Regions from separate parts of the Homo sapiens genome. Here region 1 is linked to region 2. Evidence: chromatin loops called from intact Hi-C (ENCODE). Cell type or tissue: prostate gland. All regions are shown on one strand. Each heading gives the region's core, and the rest is flanking DNA. Links, peaks and the distances in the headings are about the cores only. Region 1 overlaps AMOTL1 (angiomotin like 1). Region 2 has its middle 6.0 kb from the start of AMOTL1.

The links. Hi-C counts contacts between places; a loop is a spot of excess contacts. Peaks named below come from ENCODE experiments on the same cell type or tissue, not always from the same donor. Only the 100,000 strongest peaks of a DNase experiment are listed, where the experiment ranks them.
Region 1: a loop joins it to region 2, with 2.6 times the contacts of the local background. A loop is called at or near these places in 7 of 110 quality-filtered maps.

What each region holds. Positions count from the first base shown.
Region 1 is chr11:94,875,369-94,878,291 of GRCh38, forward strand. AMOTL1 (angiomotin like 1) reads left to right here. Exons shown (of 13, transcript NM_130847.3): 13 at 1-1,380. Among named protein-coding and RNA genes, the nearest start is that of CWC15, 97 kb to the right of the region's middle. RefSeq lists an enhancer at 1,056-1,567. In prostate gland, for the core only: no CTCF peak of the experiment used is centred there; a DNase peak (open chromatin) is centred at 1,503; H3K27ac peaks cover 1,468 bases.
Region 2 is chr11:94,760,916-94,763,838 of GRCh38, forward strand. It overlaps a transcript of AMOTL1 not described here. Among named protein-coding and RNA genes, the nearest start is that of AMOTL1, 6.0 kb to the right of the region's middle. In prostate gland, for the core only: a CTCF peak has its summit at 1,462 (motif pointing left); no DNase peak of the experiment used is centred there.

The sequences.
Region 1 (2,923 bases), core at 160-2,659, 110 kb after region 2:
ATAAAGACATGTGTATAAGTGAGTGCATACATATGAGGTATGACTATAGGGTTGTTTGTGGGAATTTCTTTTCCTAACATACAGAAGATCAAAGTGTTCATCTCACCCCGCCCTCCTTAAAAGGTGTCTTTTGGGAGACTATGTGCTCATTGACTATAGTGCTGCCAAGTAAAAATATCTTGGGAACTCTTCTACTAGAATGGCCTTCAGGGCTTGGCATGTTCCTTTGGTTTACCCTTAGAGATGAGAAATCCTCCTCCTTTGAGGATGGATTTAAGTTCTGGAAATAATCTCAAGTGCTTGATAGCACAGTTGGATGAAAAAAGATGGCAATTAAGGTAAGTTACACCATTTTTGTTTCTAAAAAAATCCCTAAGAAATTTCTTGGAATGAGTCTTTGGCCTCAGAGCCTCTCAAAGTGTCCACTTCAAGGGGGGATCATCCTCATTAGCACACAGATTTTTAAAAATCAATTCTCTTGCCATGCCTCCTATGTGTTCACATCTCTGCATACACTACAGATATAAGTGCATAATCATTCATATAAACATCTGGTAGGTATTCTGTAAAACTGTGTTTACTTTAGTGCATGTTATTGTCATGTTATGATGTGACTGGGGTGTTTCTTTGTCATGAAACTTTGCTTCTTCACAGAATTAGAATACTGCTCTCTCTATATTGAACTACATATACAGCGTTTTCTTGTATCAGCCCCCAAAGTCTGGATGCCCGGTGTTGTGTTTACATGTGATTGTGCCTAGGAGTCTGTTCACATAGAGACACCTGTAAGTATTTATTACAAAACGGAATGTAAGCAAATATATCCACATTGGTTTTATTTGAATCAAGGTGTTTTTTTGTTTTTTGTTTTTTTTCCTTTTGAGGAGGAACAGGGAGCCTCCTCCTCCATGAGCACTTACAGAATTGTGTAAAATTCTGTGAAACAGTGGTAAGCATGGGCACCCGATTTCAGCTGTCCTGCTGCCGCTGCCCTCCAACCTGCTCTGTGTGTGTGTGTCGCTGTGCTTGGTGGCAGTGTGCCGTGCTCGTGCCGGCTCTTCCCAGCAGACTGGTATCTGGCTGTAACGTTTGACGTCTTCATATTGCCAGTCTGTATTGAGGGGTGATGTACATGGCCATACAGCCAAATGGGTCTGTGTACCAGTGTGGGGATTCCAAGAACACTGCCTGTCCCCCACAGCAAATATTGATGCTGTTGGTCAGCCAAAGATTTTCCTCTCCTTTGCTGCTTAAACTTGTGCCTTAATATTGTACATAATAAATGGATAAAATGGCAAAATGACTCTTTTCTCTCGCTTGCTCCTTTCTTCCTTAAAGAACTTATAAACTGATGCTCAATAAATGTTTCATTTCATTGTACCCCACTTAATGTTTTGCTTCAGAGGCCCTCGGCTCCCCCCTTGTGGGCCTCACGCTGACACCAACACGCAGCTCTTGACTCTGAGGAGGAAATGAATCATCCAGACCATCGCAGCTTGCAGCCCGCCCACTCCTGGCTCCTCCAGACAAATAAGGAGAAAGGAAACGCAGGGAGACTGTGTGCCTGGGTGTCCACTTTGATCACATGTGAGTGTCCACTTTTGAGGTTCCTTAGTTCAGAGCCTGCAAATGATCACTGTAAACTGGCTCTGTCTCAGGAATTCACCCAGGCAGCCTGGAGTCAGCCATGGCTCTCTGAGCCTGAGGATGGAAATGGGAGATGGGAGCTGTTTTGTCAGTGTCTTGGGGTCACAGGAGAAGAAAGCGGGACTTTGGTGGGAAGGAGTCACACGGTAAATGGGCGAAATCCAGGCCAGGAGCCTCAGAGACTGAAGCAGAACAGAGTAAGACTCATGAGAATCTCCACATGAAGGCCCCTCCCCTGGGATCACTGTGTTTAAGAGAGAGTGGTTCCTGCTGTTTATTCTCTGGTCATGCCTTTTCAGCGAAAGCCTGTCTCCTCACCCACCCCCAGCCCTAGCATAGGAAAAGCTTCCTTGATGTGAGCTCTGGGGGAGTGTGAAGGATGCATCTCTAGCCCCCGAGTAATCATCAGTGTGATTTATATGCATTATCTTCTTCAGTCACAACAACCTCGTCATCATCCCCACTTTAAACCCCAGGAGACTGAAACTCAAACAACCCTGGGCAAGTAATGTGCAAAAGATGGCAGGGTGGGGATTTGAACCCAGGTCTACCTGTTGCAGAGTCAAGGGACTTGCATGTGCAAGTTGGGTGGATGCTGGGAGGCAGGAGGCTCATGCTCCTGTCTGCCTGGCTTCTTGTCTGTCCTGCTTCTACCCCGAGGACTCCTCTGCAGGGAGCGCCATCTGTGTGCGTGTGCAAATATGACTCAATTCACGTAAAGATGCACTCTTGCAGCTCCCCAGTCTCTACCTGTCAGGATGACTCCAGGAAGACAGCTGGAGTACTGCATTTGTGTTTAGGGTTTGTATGACCCTTCCGAGTTGTCACCTTCCCACGCTGATCCCACATGTGTACATCATGCGAGCCACCCCCTGAGCTCTGACCTTTCTCTTGGCCCCTTGTACACCCCAGGAGAGAAGTTCTCAATCCCAGCAGTTCTTTGTAGTCATTCCAAGTGGTACACGTCTGTGCCCTGAAGGAACACTGGCCTCCATTCTGACATCTGGGCTGGGGCCTCAGGAACCACAAGAGATAGCAATGTGTTTTAAGTTGCGCAGGCCCATCGTGATAAGGAATTAGGTCACAAATGGGAAATAAATCAGAAGCAATGAAATTCCTTTCTTAAAGTTCTGTGTTGTCAAAATAAAAGAAGCTTTCTGTCATAAAAAAATGTCATTATGGTTTACTGTTTCTGTTGCCTTTTTATCAAGCATGACAGGGTATCTTTGATGTGCTTCCTTTATCTGCCTCTGTTCCTGGCAGGTAGACATCCCGA
Region 2 (2,923 bases), core at 313-2,812:
CCACACCTGGTCAATTTTTTATTTTTATTTTTATTTTTTGTAGGGACAGGGTCTGACTGTGTTGCTCAGGCTGGTCTTGAACTCCTGGTGTCAAGCGATCTTCCCGTCTTGGCCTCCCAAAGTGCTGGGATTACAGGAATAAGTCAATGTGCTCGGCCAATATTTCTGAATGAATGAATGAACCATTATAGTTCTCACATACTTTGCCTTCTTTCAAACTTTATTGTCCTTTCAGTTAATCCTCTGTTTAGGACTTAATTTTTTTCTTTTTTCTTTTCTTTTTTTTTTTTTTAGACAGAGTCTTGCTCTGTTACCCAGGCTGGAGTGCAGTGGCGTGATCTCGGCTCACTGCAACCTCCGCCTCCCAGGTTTAAGTGATTTTCCTGCCTCCGTCTCCTGAGTAGCTTGGATTACAGGCACCTGCCACCATGCCTGGCTAATTTTTGTATTTTTAGTAGAGACAGGGTTTCACCATGTTGGCCAGGCTGGTCTCCAACTCATGACCTCAAGTGATCCGCACCCCCTGGCCTCCCAAAGTGCTGGGATTACAGGCATGAGCGACTGCGCCTGGCCCAGGACTTTATTTTTTCTAGTTATTTCTAATTTTTTTCTAGTTATTTTTAATTATTCCTCTCTCTCTCCCAATCCATACTTTGGACTTTTCTGAAGACTTGTACCTAGCATGATACTGGCTCTATGGCTGAGATGCAATAAATGCTTTCTGATTTCTTGATCAATAACTTATAGAACATTTAAGACATGAATTTTAACTTCTTCCCTCACTTTGAGTTTATGCTGTAAAACAAATTTTTCTCCTGAATGGAACCATCTAGAGTGTCTGGAGCCATTAGGAATGGTGAGAATTTCCCCACTTCTCTGTCTTTCCTTGGCTTTTAAAAAGGTGTAAGACCTGTTGGTCTGTAGTGCATATTCTGGAGAGAGAAGAACTAAAATTGCTGAACAGGTTGTGGAGGGGTCATTTCTCTCACTGTTCTTTCTATGAACTGAAAATATATGTTTTCAGTATAAACATCCAATAATTACTTTCAAAATGGGGATTACAAGGGTTCTTTAGGGTGAACATTCTGAACTTCAGCTATTGTGAAACTCCTTATTTTTAATAGTGGCTTTATGTTGTTTTAGAAACTCAGTATGATTCCAGTTTTAGAAACAAAAATGTGTCTATATCATCACTGGAAATCAGAGAGGAAAACATGATTAGTTTTTTTGCTCATGAAAAGAGGAAAGGGAAGCAATCATAATAGAATGATATATTATAGGGTGGATGGAACTGAAGCTGCTATTAGTATGCAATTAGATTCACCCAGTATCTCAATGGAATGATCAATATGATTAGAAGCTTGGGAGCTTCTTTTAAAGTGGGTAACATCAATTAATCAACTAACTCAGTGGTTCTCAATCAGAGGCAATTTTGCCCCCTAGGGGACATTTGGCAATGTCTGGAGACAGTTTTTGTTTTCATAAATGAAGGTAGAGGGGGTGGTTGCCACTGGCATCTAGTGGGTAGAGGCCATCCCTACAATGCACTGGGCAGTCTCTCACAACAAAGAATCATCAGCCCCAAATGTCAGAGGGCCAGGGTTGAGAAACCCTGCAATAACATCAGCCAAAAAAGTATTATGAGTTTTCAGTACTCCCAAGGTTTCCGTAGTAGTAGTAGCAAATAATGTTTAGAATAACTGTCATGTATCGAATATCTACTCCATGTCGGAATCTTTATATTTACAGCTGGTCTGTCTCAGTCCGGGTCTGACACCAGTTTGTTTGGGGCCAACGTCTCTACTCTTCTTCCTTACCCCATTTGGTACAGGTGCATTTTCTCTGGACATCAGCATATCTATCCTCAGTTTCTTGTGTTTATATAGATAAAATTATGTGTTTAGTGCATATTAGGTAATATGCTTACAGGAGAAAGCAGTCAAGCCAGAAGAGACTGGTGTGTCACTATGGGTGTGAAACGAAAAACATCCCGACAAACAGGCCTCAGATCTATAACTTAACGATCCCGCCAAACTACCTATGTAGCATGGTAGCACAGAGCCTGGTCCTCAGTAGGTACTTAATAAATATTTGTTGGGAAACTTTTTTCATAATCCACACAGAGTCCTTGATAAGCTTCAAATGGAGCAGGGTGTTCAAATGATCTCTTCTGTTGCATAACATTTTATTTGTTCCAGGAGCAGTTTCTTCATCCACAGGCACCTGATATTTCCAGAACTACACAAGTGTCGTACCTTGTGTATCTTCCCACTTGCCCTCCACATTGTCCTCCTTTTTGTTTTTCATTCTTTCACTCTGAGACCATCTGGTCCTGACAAAGGCTCATCCCCTTGCCCTTTCCTCTCCTTACGACAATGTACACTCAGTACTCTCTGCTTTAGACACTGCCAGTATTCCCTGAATTATGCTCCTGCCAACAGTTTGCAGGGCAGGGCATGTGTCAGAATCTTCAGAGGAGGCATGTGCTGTGTGAAAAAGCTTATTTGAGAATATTATTTTATATTTAGAAAAAGGCAGGAAAAAACACACTAGAGTTGACCCTTGAACAATGCAGGAGTCACGGGCGCTGACCCCCTCACACAGTTGAAAATCCAAATATAACTTCTGACTCCCCAAAAACTTAACTGCTAATAGCCTACTGTTGACTGGAAGCCTTACCGATAATATAAACAGTTGATTAACACATATTTCATATGTTATATGTATTAATACTGTATTCTTACAATAAATAATAAGCTATAGAAAAGAAAATGTTATTAAGAAAATCACAAGGCAGAGATGATCATCATAAAAGTCTTCATCCTTGTCATCTTCACATTGAGTAGGCTGAGGAGGAGGAAGAAGGGGGTGGGTTGGGCTTGCTGGTTCAGGGTGGCAGAGGTGGAGGAAGATCTGTGTGTAA